Linked DNA regions of Homo sapiens: regions 2, 3 and 4 are each linked to region 1. Evidence: chromatin contacts called from ENCODE Hi-C or POLR2A ChIA-PET data. All regions are on one chromosome and are shown on one strand. Each heading gives the region's core, a stretch centred on a gene start or an enhancer-like site at or near the end of the contact. The rest is flanking DNA. Distances are from core to core; before and after follow the strand shown. Region 1 overlaps CD86 (CD86 molecule). Region 2 holds the start of DTX3L (deltex E3 ubiquitin ligase 3L). Region 3 overlaps PARP9 (poly(ADP-ribose) polymerase family member 9). Region 4 overlaps KPNA1 (karyopherin subunit alpha 1).

Evidence for each region. Hi-C counts contacts between places; a loop is a spot of excess contacts on that map. ChIA-PET counts read pairs that join two places held with the same protein, here RNA polymerase II (POLR2A). Pooled maps may share reads with other maps.
Region 2: a map of CD8-positive, alpha-beta T cell shows a loop between it and region 1 (12-fold over the local background). The contact joins the promoter of DTX3L here to the enhancer-like site in region 1. A Hi-C loop is called at or near these places in 1 of 168 maps with a recorded cell type or tissue (CD8-positive, alpha-beta T cell), 23 of 37 single-sample maps with no recorded cell type and 13 of 50 pooled maps. POLR2A ChIA-PET finds 5 or more read pairs at or near these places in 2 of 52 experiments (activated CD4-positive, alpha-beta T cell and activated CD8-positive, alpha-beta memory T cell).
Region 3: a loop to region 1 is called in a pooled map, with 7 times the contacts of the local background. The contact joins two enhancer-like sites. A Hi-C loop is called at or near these places in 2 of 37 single-sample maps with no recorded cell type and 9 of 50 pooled maps. POLR2A ChIA-PET finds 5 or more read pairs at or near these places in 1 of 52 experiments (activated naive CD4-positive, alpha-beta T cell).
Region 4: a loop to region 1 is called in a pooled map, with 7 times the contacts of the local background. The contact joins two enhancer-like sites. A Hi-C loop is called at or near these places in 6 of 37 single-sample maps with no recorded cell type and 9 of 50 pooled maps. POLR2A ChIA-PET finds 5 or more read pairs at or near these places in 1 of 52 experiments (activated CD4-positive, alpha-beta T cell).

The regions. Positions count from the first base shown.
Region 1 is chr3:122,099,655-122,102,962 of GRCh38, reverse strand. All of the region lies in intron 2 of CD86 (CD86 molecule), which reads right to left. Among named protein-coding and RNA genes, the nearest start is that of CD86, 46 kb to the right of the region's middle. RefSeq lists an enhancer at 1,714-1,903. Within about 2 kb of position 1,667, at least 3 of the 41 ENCODE cell types and tissues checked have a DNase peak (open chromatin) inside an H3K27ac peak, as active enhancers do.
Region 2 is chr3:122,562,625-122,565,932 of GRCh38, reverse strand. DTX3L (deltex E3 ubiquitin ligase 3L) reads right to left here and starts at 1,595. Exons shown (of 5, transcript NM_138287.3): 1 at 1,320-1,595; 2 at 1-74. The coding sequence starts at 1,506. It overlaps PARP9 (poly(ADP-ribose) polymerase family member 9), which reads left to right and starts at 1,633. Exons shown (of 11, transcript NM_001146105.2): 1 at 1,633-1,688. RefSeq lists an enhancer at 1,588-1,707 and a silencer at 1,748-1,847.
Region 3 is chr3:122,532,319-122,535,626 of GRCh38, reverse strand. All of the region lies in intron 10 of PARP9 (poly(ADP-ribose) polymerase family member 9), which reads left to right. The region is part of intron 4 of LOC105374071 (a long non-coding RNA gene); the gene reads right to left. Among named protein-coding and RNA genes, the nearest start is that of KPNA1, 19 kb to the right of the region's middle. RefSeq lists a silencer at 1,451-1,745. Within about 2 kb of position 1,591, at least 2 of the 41 ENCODE cell types and tissues checked have a DNase peak (open chromatin) inside an H3K27ac peak, as active enhancers do.
Region 4 is chr3:122,481,604-122,484,911 of GRCh38, reverse strand. All of the region lies in intron 2 of KPNA1 (karyopherin subunit alpha 1), which reads left to right. Among named protein-coding and RNA genes, the nearest start is that of KPNA1, 32 kb to the left of the region's middle. RefSeq lists an enhancer at 1,681-1,740. Within about 2 kb of position 1,676, at least 7 of the 41 ENCODE cell types and tissues checked have a DNase peak (open chromatin) inside an H3K27ac peak, as active enhancers do.

The DNA.
Region 1 (3,308 bases), core at 418-2,917:
GGGGAATCACGTTGAGTAACATCTTTGAAATTCAAATAGCTCCCTTTACAGAACTTCCCCTATGACTGCTGCTCCCATGGCCAGCACTTCCAAGGATGTCAAATGCTTTAGAAATGACTTCGATAGTGAACCAAGGCCTTTATTTTCAGTGACCTCTCTAAGCTCTTTCAGAGATCAGAAAGAGAACTGGGCAAATTTGATGGCTGTTTTCGGATTGTGGTGGTCAATGACCATTTAAGGCACATGAGTGAAATGCTGAAAATGAATCATAGATGGGCAGGTGAGGATGTGCTTTGGGAGTATTGGGGAAACCCCAGGCACCACAAACTTGCTGCTCCCAGTATGCACTGACCCTGGACAATTTTACAACCATAGACATCATGCTGGAAGGGTTGAGAGAAAGGCTTTAGTCCTTGAGGACACTTTGGGGTTTGTGGGAAGGATGTGGGCCACCCAACTACTTAAATGTGAATGATCACGGGGTTTGTGTAGGACCTTTTCTAGGTTACAGAATTACTTGAGACTTGGCAAAAAAAAAAAAAAAAAAAAAAAAAAAGTAAGCAGTGGTGGGTGAGAAGTGCGGGGGTGGAGAGTGGGAAGGCTGTTTCTTACTTAATATGAAGTTAGATGCCACCTTGGAGAGGAAGTTAGTGTAAGTTCTAAATAAAATTTCATCATTCAGGATTTATGTGAAGGCATGTTGACATTGAGGAGGAAAGGGAGGAGATGGGTTGATGAGAGAGATGAGAGGAGCTTCATTTGAAGAGTTCTAAGTGGGGGAGTAATTAAATTGATGTGGTTTCTCTTGAAAGAGGGAATAGAAGGACAGATAACAGTGACATGCACTTGTCAAACTAAACTGTGTACAGAGTGGCCCAGTGAGAACACATAATCAAGGGGTTGGTGGTGGTCTTGAACTCTTAGGGAAGCAGACAGCAGGCATCAGTGGGAGTTTGCACAAATATGAATCACTGCCTATTTCACTACACTCACTAGGACCCTGTGAAGTACTTGAGGTATAAAATGCACCACCTGTAGAGGATGCGTACCGGTATTGGAGGGAGGAAGGAAAATCTATATGCGTACCCTGACAGTGAAAGGGAGACCTAAGGAAGATTTAGTGTGTTTATGAATCACCTTACAAGGCAAACCTGAGGCTTCTGCATCTTCTTTGCTGAGCTCTTAATGTAATGCAAGAGTGCCCCCTACTGTAAAAGCTTCTAGCATTGTCTCTGAGGAAATACTGGTTTTAGTCTAAATTGTCATGTAATATAGGACAGATGACCTGATGGAGAAACCAAACACACAGTTAAAAATTCTGCCAATTAACAGTCAATGTTATGTTATTACTCAGCTGTCAGTTGTGCCTTCTGGACCTGGAAATGACTTCGTCTTTAGCTGCTTCTGTCTTCTTGATTTACATATATATATATATATATATATATATATTTTTTTTTTTTTTTTTTTCTGTAGAGCCTCACAGTATCTTCTTTCCTTCCCATCCATTCTGTCCACTCACAGACCAGTCTAACTCCGCTGACCCAGGCCCCTTCTCCCAAAGATTACAACGGCTTTCTCTTCCACTCATCGAGTGCTCCCTTCTTCACCTAGCAACTGAAAGTGTGATGTATGGACCAATGAGATTCACGTCACATGTGGGCTGGTCTGAAACACGGAATCTCTGGCCCCACCCAAGACTTACTGATTCAGAACCTCCATTTTAACAAGAGCTATAGTTTGAGCAGCTGTTGTAGAGAATCTCTGCCTCTGTCTCCAGAGTGGATCACAGAAAATGACATGAAAATTTTTTTTCCATCCATCCCTCCTCAGACTCCCTCTCCTCCCCATGGGGTGGAAATCACTTTGAAATCCATTCTGAGTGGAACTGAAAGTATTTTGCAATTTATACTCCATAGCACCTCACCAACCACTGGCTTCCATGATCTCACACAGAGCCAGGCATGGGGGATGCTGCTAATCCTTTCTCTGACTAAATGGGGAAAGTTTGGCTCAAGGTCTGTGATCACCAAATGACTTCAGGCCTTCCATTTTATGACCCCAGACCTCAAGCCACCTAGCAACTGGACTTACTGGGATTCCATAGGTGGGTAAGCATTGAGAATCTCTCCCTTCCCCAGCACTTGGGTAAGAGGAATGGTCGAAGTCTAGTTACAATGGGTTGCTATGATGTCAGGAACAAGTCGCTCAAGAATCCAGCTAGATGCCTTCGTAATCAGCTGAAGGAATTTGTTTCAAAGGATAATTAAGGACTTCCTGAGCAATACACTCTACTGTTGGAATGCCACTCAAAAACTGTAATTTGCTAGCCTTATGAAGTCTCTGACCCCACTGGGACTTCAGTGTTCCCTGGCTGCTATCCCCAAATGCATATCTTATATGTTTAAGAATTATCTCTTCTTTATGTTCCTATGCTTATCTGTACTAAAAAAAATTCCTTCTTTTACTAAACTTCCTCCAAAGTTTTACTTGGCCCTTTGAAAGCCTCATTCCATTACTTACTACAAGGAAACTCTCCCACATCTTTAACCCCTTCATTGACTGTTTCCCTGAGGTTATTATTTCAGTGAAATCTGGCTTCACCCAAAGGAAGCCACTTGCTCCAGCCCCAGCTACTGTTTGTTTTATCACACTTTGTGGGGACTTTGAGCAACACCTTCCCCTTTTGAGGTGTCTGACTTTCTCATTGCTTGTAGCTACTAAGTCACTACCACCTTGCTAAATGAGGATTTTGGCATTAGATGCAAGGTCTTGCTAACAATTTGGGTGACTTCTTCATGAATGAGTCTAACAACCTTGCCTCAAATTTCTTTGATCTTGTCAACTCCACAGGTCTACACCCGCAGACTATTTCAGCAGCTGCCCCCCACCTTCTTATGACATAACCCTGAAACTTTTCACCTGGAGCAGCTCAGTCCCTAGAATCTTAATCTCAATATACTAATCTCCGTCCACAACCTCCTATTCATCCAGGTTTTGCTCTTGCTTACTCCTTCTACAACTGTTGTTCAACTTAATCAAGACCTCAGCTTTATCCAGACCCTGTAGTGCAGTGTTTTCCACAAGAACTCTTAGTGATAATGGAAATGCTCTGTCTCTGTGCTGAACAATATGATAGCCACCAGCCCCTGTGGCTATTGAGCAATTGATACATAGCTAGTATGACTGAGAAGATGAATTTTTAATCTTATTTAATTTTAATTAATTGAAATTTAAGTAGTCACATATGGCTAGTGGTTATTATATTGGACAATGCAACAATAGTATGTCTTTGTAATTATTCCTTTCCA
Region 2 (3,308 bases), core at 346-2,845, 460 kb before region 1:
TACCAGGAAAATGGGCACAGGTTTTTCGTCAACAAGTATTTGGTGCTCTCCTTTTTTCAACACTCTCTCCTTAGCTTCAGTGGAGACATTAAACACACACATATACACACATAAAAATGGGAGAGATTTCAAGTAATCCTCTCATTCCTGTGTCTGTACTCTGCCCCAGCACCTCCCAGTAAGGCTGCTCCCTGCATCCTGGAATGGTGGGTTGGCGATGGAGAAAGTCGGGGAGCTATTAAGAGCTCTAAAGTGTGCGGATTAAGTTTTACTATAGAAGTGAAAGCTTAATGACAATGGAACATTGTCCACCGATTAAACATCATGTTTCTAAAACTGTCTCCAGTCTCCCCTTTCCTTCTTCCTTCTTTCCCTCCCTCCCTCCCTTCCTTCCTTCTTTTTTTTTTTTTTTTTTTTTTTAGACGGAGTCTCACTCTGTCACCCAGGCTGGAGTGCAATGGTAGGACCTCGTCTCACTGCAACCTCTCTGCCTCCCGAGTTCCAGCGATTCTCCTGCCTCAGCCTCCAGAGTAGCTTGGATTACAGGTGCGCACCACCATGCCCGGGTAATTTTTGTATTATTAGTAGAGACGGAATTTCCCCATGTTGGCCAGGCTGGTCTCGAACTCCTGGCCTCAGGTGATCCACCAACCTCGGCCTCCAAAGTGCTAGGATTACAGGCGTGAGCCACCGCACCCGGCCCAGTCTCCCATTTCAATACTCATTATACAGGTAAGTGACAACAGCAGGAATCAAAAGTGCAGACTCCGAATTTTGTAAATATACATGTGTTTGCTGGCATTCATAAAAAAAGGCAGGAAGGAAATACACCAAATGGTCACATTGTTTATCTTCAGGTTGTTTTCTTTTTTACTCTTTTATTTCTATAGTGAGCATATATCACTTTTGTAATCCTCAAAAACACAAAATGGAACATCCTTTTGTTCATGGATGGAACAATGGAACCATTATTTAAAACATAAAAGTGGAATCCCTGAATGACAAGGACAGCAGCTGGCAGGCATCTGGGGGAAGGAAGATGACAGCTGAGAAATTAAGTTAGAATGAGGATATGGAAAGCATCCACACTAAGGCGCCGTCAGCCAGACCCGCACCAGGCACATGTGAGGCCCCATCCTCCACCGAGTGTTCACTGTCTCAGTGAGTCTCTTGGCAGTAGGGCCCCGTCCCTGTCCGCCACCGCACAGTGACATACTTTCTCCCGCCCTCTCCCCTAGGTCAGCTGGAACTGGGTCCGCCTGGAAACCCGGGGGCCGGGCCCCCAGAGGGCTTTCGCAGCCTGGCCGCCCGAAGCTCACCTGCCCTTTCACTGAACTCCACCCGGAAGGTGCCCGGGGCTTCGTGTTCCTGGGTGCTGACCGTGCACTCCCCGCCGCCCGAGGACTTAGAGCTCTGGAAGTAGCTCTCCAGCTTCCTTCGTACTCGGGGGCCGGACTTGTACACCCGCACGAGGAGCGGGGACGGCGGGCGCAGGTGGGAGGCCATGGCTCTGCGCGTCGGGAGGGCGCGGGGGCTCCGGGAGGCAGCTGGGCGGTAAAGGCGCGGCCCGCCCTGCGGACTGGGCGCAAAGTTTCAGTTTCGCTTCCCTGGAGGTCCCTCCCTGTTCCCGGCAGAGCCGCTTCCCCCTCCTCCCTGTGCTGTCTGCACCGAGGAGAGCGGCCTGCCGGGTGAGTAGGTCCGGTGCCTCTGGGCCCTCGGGGTCCCCTCTCCTGCAGGCTCGAGGTGGGCGGGGAGAAGGGGGACGGGCGCGGACCCGGGTCCCAGGGCCAGGCCTCCCTTGTGAGTAGACTATGCAAAGAAAGTAAGTTTCTCCTGTGTTTCTTATTCTTTGTAACTCTTACTGCTGTTACCACTATTATTTGATCCTAAAAAGTAATTCACATTCTGAATCCATGTTAAACTTACCCATTTTTGAAAATTTGAATGTGTTCATCTGGTAATTGTGACCTGTTACCCCTTCCCTCCCTCCAACTCTACCCTTTAGACGGGCTTCTGCGGGCTTTTCTCCTCCATTGCTTGATTTAACCAACAGCACTGAATTGTTTCTTGCTGCCCAAAGAGCAGAGCAAGGCCCTGATGTCAAGGGCTGGTGAGGGGAGGCGGACCTGTGAACCAAGGAGCAAAACTTCTCCAAGGCCTCCAAGGGGAAGTTTCAAGCAGAATCTTAATAAATTGAGTGTGGCGGCGAGATGGGGAGGACAGGATTGGGGGGAAAAGCACCTGAGGCTTAGGGACCACTGTGGTCTGAAGCACAGAGTGGGCCTGGGGCCTGGGAGGAGAGGAGATGGGTGAGGGGATGAAGGAGGGAGAGCCTACCTAGATGGGCACTGTCCAGCAGAAATACAATGGGAGCCAGTAGGTTCATTCTAAAATTTTTGCAGCCATATTTTTTAAAGGATAAAGAAACAGATGAAATTAATTTTAATGATTTTTAGGAAATTTTTAAAGGATAAAGAAACAGATGAAATTAACTGTAATGATGTTATTTAGCTTGACATATCCAAAACTTAATCATTTCAGCATGTAATGAGATTTTTACATTCTTTTTATCATACCACGTCTTTGCAACCCAGTGTTTTTCTTATACTTACATCACATCTCGATTCAGACTGGCCACATGTAGCCTCAGTAGCTATGTGAGGCTGATAGTCCACCCTGGACAGGACATATTTAGATGGTGAAAAGCCTTGAAGAGCAGTGAAGATGACCTGAAGGGCTTTAAGCAGGGAAAGCAAGAAAATGACTTGCCAGATTTGCATTTTAGAAATATGGTGCTGACAACCGTGTGGAGGACACATTTACAAGCAGGGATGAGTGGCGGCAGAGAGGCCTGAGATAAGGTTTTTGCACATGGCTGGTAAGACTGGAAATGGGCCCGTCTTTACTGTGAACAATTTGGCAATACTGTCAGAATTACAACTGCATATACTTTTTGGTTCTGGAGTTCCATTTCTAGGAATTTGTCCCATTGATATATTAGCCCCTGTGTGAAGTGACCTGTGTACAAAGATGTTCTTTACAGCCTTGTTTACAATAGCAAAAGATAGGGAACTCTTTAATGCCCATAAATAGGGGGACTAGCAGTTTAATAATAATAGTATATCTATACAATGGAATACAATGGGCAGTAGGAAAAATGAAAAAGCTCTCTATGTGCTAACATGAAAAGATCTCTAGGATACATTATGTGGGAAAAATAAGATGCAGAAGTGTGTGTATAAGCTACTACCTTTCGTGTAAAAAATGCCACTGGAAGAATACAGGAGAAGCGCTGATTGACTCTGGAC
Region 3 (3,308 bases), core at 342-2,841, 430 kb before region 1:
CATGTCTCTTTTCAGATGTACAAAAACATTGCATATATAATTCTTATATTGCCCCCTCTACTCCTCAGTCACTAATGAAGATTTCTGGCTTTAGTTCTCTCCAAAAGAGGAAAAGAAATTTAGTAAAAATTATGGAGAGATACTTAGCGGGGTGGCTTGATTTTGCTTGGTCTATTAAATATGTGGCTCTTGATCTTTATCTTTCAACATATGTAGCATGATCCTTGCTGAGGAGTCAATTCCAATAGACTTGGTTTCTAGGATGCAAAGGCTCTAGAAATCATCTTTTCTTTGTTCTGGAGAGAACATAGGCAAAACTTGGGGTAAATGTTGAACATAGACAATTACTGGGGATAAAAATAGAGAAATGAATCCCTACCAAGAAGCCTTTTGGGGCAATCAGGAAAGTGATGATCAGTATAGTCCCTTCATTAGCAAAGTCTTAAAAAATCTATAATTTCCATTTGCTCCTAAAGCTGGCTTCTCTGCAATCCCCACCCACTACTTCTACTTAAATTACTTTCATTAAGATCATCGCTGTGCTCTTACTTTCCAAATCTAGTGAGTATTCTCTTTTCAGTCCTGTGACAGACTCTGCTACTTGCCTACCCAACATCTATACACATCTTTCTTACTAAAACATCTAAGACACCCACTATCCTCCCAAGGAATATGGTCCCAAGGTCTTAGCCAGACTCATCATCAGCTCAAGTTCAGGCAGTTCTCTCTTTATTTATTTATTTATTTTTCTGAGACGGAGTCTTGCTCTGTCACTCAGGCTGGAGTGCAGTGGCACCATCTTGGCTCACTGCAACCTCCGCCTCCGAGATTCAAACAGTTCTCCTGCCTCAGCCTCCCAGGTAGCTGGGATTACAGGCATGTGCCACCACGTGCAGTTAATTTTTGTATTTTTTTTAGTAGAGACGAGGTTTCATCATGTTGGCCAGGCTGATCTCCAGCTACTCGTGATCCGTCCACCTCAGCCTCCCAAAGTGTTGGGCTTACAGGTATGAGCCACCATGCCCAGCAGGCAGTTCTCTCTTAAAGCTTAAAGGCAAGATACTGCCCCCAACATACTCATTATATAGTGATATAAAAAGGAGCGGGAAAACTGCAATGAAAACTCTCATGTTGAAAGGGGAGAAGCAAAACACACAACAGCCACTGGCTCACACCACTTATCTACATGCTGCCGAACAGGTATAGAGAGGACTCCCTATTCCATGTTGTAAAACCTTTATTTTGCACTCTGGGAAAATCTTCCTTATATATTGTGGCCCTTGGCTATTTCCAGGTTCATTGCCTATCAGGGAGCCATGGATTTTCTCACAGGCTAGAATGTGCTCAGGCTGTTGCAACCAGGCTTGTGGTTTCTTCAGCAATACAGTTCCTTTAAAAATTCAGTGGGCACGAGGCCTAATTTCTTCTGGTTAAGTTTATGTCTTTATAACCTAACCACAGATCTTGTCTCCATATAGTCTTTCAACTCAAGATTTTGGTCTCTTACCTGCTGTCTGTGTGCTCTGCCCTTCTCCCTATCCCTTAGCTTAACAGCCACTGCCTTGAGGCAATTCAGACATGACTCATAATGTGACCTGCACCAATTGACTCATCTCTGTAGGCTAGAGAGAACTCTTAACAGAAGGTGCCAGACAAGCCCAGGAGACACCAATCTTGCTACCACTGAAGCTGTTGTTATTTGGAGTACAAAAGCTCTTAGCTTTTTCAGCCGTGCAATATTCCAAATTATAGGACTCTCAGTCAATTTAGATGGCCACCCACAGGCAAAGGAGACAGAACTTCTGTTAACAAACCTTTATTTTCTTTTTTCTATTTATGTTTGCATTCCAACCAGTTCTGAATAAATCTCTTGCTTGTAGGACTTGGTTGAGTGCAGCAAGAAGGCATCTACACATGCAGTTTCTTACTGGGTTGATTCATTTGTTCCACAGGTATTTATTAAGCACATTCTATGAATCAGGCCCTGTGCTAGGGGTACTAGAAATAGAGTGTAAATAAAAAACCATAGAGTTCTTGCCCTTACAATTTATAATCTCACGAGTTCACCTGTTGCCCATTCTTTATCTTCTCTCTTTTTTCCTCTACGATGTCCCCCTTGGTGATGGCACCTGTTCCCATGGCCTCAACTCCTACCTCAATGATGACGACTTAGGAATTTCTAACTCTTAACTCCCTACCTCTCTCCTGACCTGCAGGTTCATATGTCTCACTCTCTTTTTGACATCTTTACCCAGATGTCCCATAGGTAACTCAAATTGATCCCTTTTCTTGGTCATGATTTTCCCTAAGAAATATGCCCTTTGTTTGCTGATTCTCCCTAACCTGGTTAGTATCATCACCATCTACCTACCAGGTTTCCTAAGGCTGAAACATTATCATCCTCCATTCCTCCTTTTCCCTCACCCTTATACCCAGGCATTCACCCAGTCCTAGTGATTCACTCTCATGAAGATCTCAGCCCAGTTTCACCTCTCTATTCCTACTGCCTTAGTTAATCTTCCTTCAGACCTAGACTATTACTAGGTCCTCTCCTTGCCACAAAACACACCCCTACCTAATCTATCCTTTACCACCAGAATTATCACGCTAAAAATTACATTCTTGCTTAATATCTGTATTCCCAGTTGCCTACGGGATAAAAGCCCAAACTCCTTAGCAGAGAATATAAGGCCCTAGCTCCCACATTATTTCAGCAGTCATCACCCACTATGTTCCTCAAGACTGCAGCCATTAACTTTTTAGAGTTCCCTAAACATGCTGTTTACTTTCATGCCTCTATCCCGTTGTCTGTGGAATGACTTCCCTCCTTGCCCTTTTCAGTGCTACAAACCCCTATTCTTTAAGACATAGTACAAATGGCATCTCCTGGTTGGCATCTTTCCTGCAGGCCTACAGGCCTAGTAAGTATCTTCCTCCTCTGTGCTCCTGCATACCTCCATTCCTTTGTTATGACATCTATAACTTTAATAAGTACTAAAATCTGTAGTCCTACAAAACTCAGGCATAGAACTCATTTCCTTTATGGCTCTATAATGGAACTTTACCCAACTCTCACGTTCCCCATGACCACAGATGTGGAAAATTTGAATCTTGACAGTTCAAGGTGAACTCAGTCATTTTCAGAGTTTTCATAGTCCCTTCAAGATTGAAACTCAGTTCCTGCAATGTTTGCCCCTTTTCTCCTCTTTTGTCTATGCTGGGAGAGGCATTGTGGGGAGGGTTGTCTGGCTTATGGCTCCCATTGTCCTCTGCTTGATAAACCACCTGAGCTTTGGTCATTAGCAGTC
Region 4 (3,308 bases), core at 427-2,926, 380 kb before region 1:
AAAAAGTAAAACGTTGTTTTGGTTATTGTAGGTCCTTCACATTTATATGAACTTTAGAATCAGCTATTCAGTTTGTACATGAAAGCCTGCTGGGAATTTGATTGGGATTATGTTGAATCTATAAATCAGTTTGGAGAATTGATACTGTTAACAATCTTGAGTCCTCTGACCCATGAGCACAGTATCTTCATTTATTTATGTCATCTTTCTTTCTTCCTTTCCTTTGCTTTCCTTTATTTTATTTATTTTTTTTATTATTATTTTTTTTTGAGACGGAGTCTCACTCTGTCTCCCAGGCTGGAGTGCAGTGGTGTGATCTCAGCTCACTGCAACTTCTGCTTCCCTTGCTCAAACAATTCTGCTTCAGCCTCTCAAGCAGCTGGGATTATAGGCGCCCACCACCATGCCAGCTAATTTTTGAATTTTTAGTAGAGATGAGGTTTCACCATATTGGCCAGGCTGGTCTTAGGTGATCTGCCTGCCTCGGCCTCCCAAAGTGCTGGAATTACAGGCGTGAGCCACTGTGCCCGGTCATGTTTATTTTTTATAATTGAGATTTTATTGGTTGTGTTGAGGATTAGTATACAGACATTTCAGTTTGTACACAGTTCTTATGTACTAAAAATCTAAAAAGCTGTGTATTGTAATTCTTTTTTAAACAGTTATTCCAGTGAGTTTCCAGCTTAAAATCTGGAGGCAAATTTTTAAGAGGCTGTCCAGTACCAGTATCTTAAAATGTTAAGTTACTGCATACATCCCACCAATTCACAGTTTAATAGCATATATACTACATATTCAAATTTTCAATCTTTTGCAGTACATTAACAAAGTTATTAGGAAAACAGCACTACCATGACTGAAGATTTTACAGAGTATGCACAATTCTGATAGGGAGAGCCATGATCAAGGAGTGGTTTTCTTTAGGAAACAATTCTGCTAAAAAATAACATAGGAATAGAAGTAATTTAAAATATTCAAGACATTAAATGCAGGACTGTGATTCCATATTGCCATTTTGTATACTTTGTATTGTAGGATATAAAAACTAATCCCTCATCTATGGAATGTCAGAGCCTCCCATAATTCAGTATCCCACACTATTTTCTGGTTGTACCAAAAAATAAACAACCAGCAAATGATTTCACCTCTTAAGAAAAGCATTTACACTTAAAAAATGGGATGAGGTGGGATTCCCTCCTTTTAAAAATGTTTCTAGAGCTACTAGAAAACTTATATTTACAAAATAGTTTATGAAAATATTCCTCTAGGCTGGGCACGGTGGCTCACACCTGTAATCCCAGCACTTTGGGAGGCTGAGGCGGGTGGATCAGCTGAGGTCAGGAGTTCAAGACCAGCCTGGCCAATATGTTGAAGCCCCGTTTCTACTAAAAATACAAAAATTAGCCAGGTGTGGTAGTGGGCGCCTGTAATCCCAGCTACTTGTGAGGCTGAAGCAGAAGGATTGCTTGAACCTGGGAGGTGGAGGTTGTAGTGAGCCTAGACCATACCGTTGTACTCCAGCCTCGGCAACAAGAGTGAAACTCCAATTTAAAAAAAACAAAACAAAACAACAACAATGAAAAAACCAGAAAATTCCTGTGGATAGTACAAGAAGGGAAACAGGAATGACTCATAAGACAAGGTATGTGATATTAATCACACTTGGCTTTTTTTTCCTCTGGCTTTCTCAGTTTAGTTTCTCTGTTTTCTGTAGGTAGGTAAATCTTTAGTTTCTTGGTTTGCCACTGCGATGTATTTTCTCTGCTTTCCTTTTCACTTTTGTTTTGTCTGAAGATGTATCCTTTCCTGCTGCCTTTTTTGGTTTCCTGTCCACTTTTGTAGGAGCAGAGTTAGCTGAGAACTGTGCTGGGTCTCCACCTGGGCTCTTCCTTCACTATCCCTTCAGCTGAGCTGACCTTCCTTCCTCTTTGATATTTTGGTGGTGGAGAGGCGCGAGAGCCTTGGTGAAGCTAGGCTGCCTAGCTATTGCTGTCCTGTCCCGTCCCATCCCGTCCCATCCCGTCCTCCCCAGTCTCTACCAGCTACTGAGACCTGCTGCGGGGGTTAGGTCATCTTTACATTCTCTTAGCAATTTGTAGTTTTTGGTGTATAGGTCTTACAGATTTTTATCTTTTGTCAGATTTTTCCCTAAGTATTTCATTTTTATTGATGCTGTTGTAATTGTTATTTTTTAGATTTCAGTTGTTCATTGTTAATATGTAGAAATGCAATTTAATTTTGTATATTGATCTCCTAAAGCTTGCTGAACTCACTTGTTAGTTCTAGTCCCTTTGTTATAGATTCCATTGGGTTTTTTACATAGGCAATCATGTCATCTACAGATAAAAGTTTCCTTATTTTCCATTCTTATCTGGATGACTTTTATTTCTTTAACTTGTTTGGTTGTACTGACTAGAACTTAATGGTGCAGTGTTGAATGAAAATAATAAAAACAGACCTATCTGTTTTATTTCTGACCTTAGATGAAAAGTAGTGGGTCTTTCATTACCTGTGATGTTAATGACAGGTTTTTCATATATAGTCATGTACTATATAACTATGTTTCCATCAGCTATGGAGCACATATATGATGTGGTCCCATAAGATTATAATTACCATATTTTTACTGTACCTTTTCTATGTTTTGATATGCAAATTTTTACCTTTGGGTTAAAATCGCCTCCAGTGTTCAGTACAGTAACGTGCTGTACAAGTTTGTAGCCTAGGAGCAATAGGGCATATCATATCGCCTAGGCGTGTAGTAGCTATTCCATCTAGGTTTGTGTAACTACAATCTGTGATGTTCACATGATGATGAAGTCGTGTGATGTATTTCTCAGACTCTTGTTAAGTGATGCATGTGTGTATTTTATGAGATTAAGGAAGTTCTCTCTCTTTTTAAAAAGTTTTTATTTCTATGTATGTTCTTATACAGTATGCTAAAGAAAAACTTTTTTAGGAGAGTTTCTTTAAAACCTTAAAAAAAAATTTCATTGAGCCCAAAATGTCATATGACGTTAAGGAAGTTCTCTTCTGTTCCTAGTTGAATAGATATATAAATGTTTAGAGTTCTTACATCTTCTTGATGAATTGACTCCTTGATCATTATGAAATTACCTACTTTCTGATATATTATTTATCTTGAACCAACTTGTCTGACATTACAATACAGTCACTCCAGCTTTCTGTTAGCTAGCATTGGCTTTAAAACAGTTTCATTGAGATATAATTCACACGCTGTACAATTCACCCACTTGAAGTGTGTAATTCAGTGGTTTTTAGTATATTCATAGAGTTCCAGTACTTCA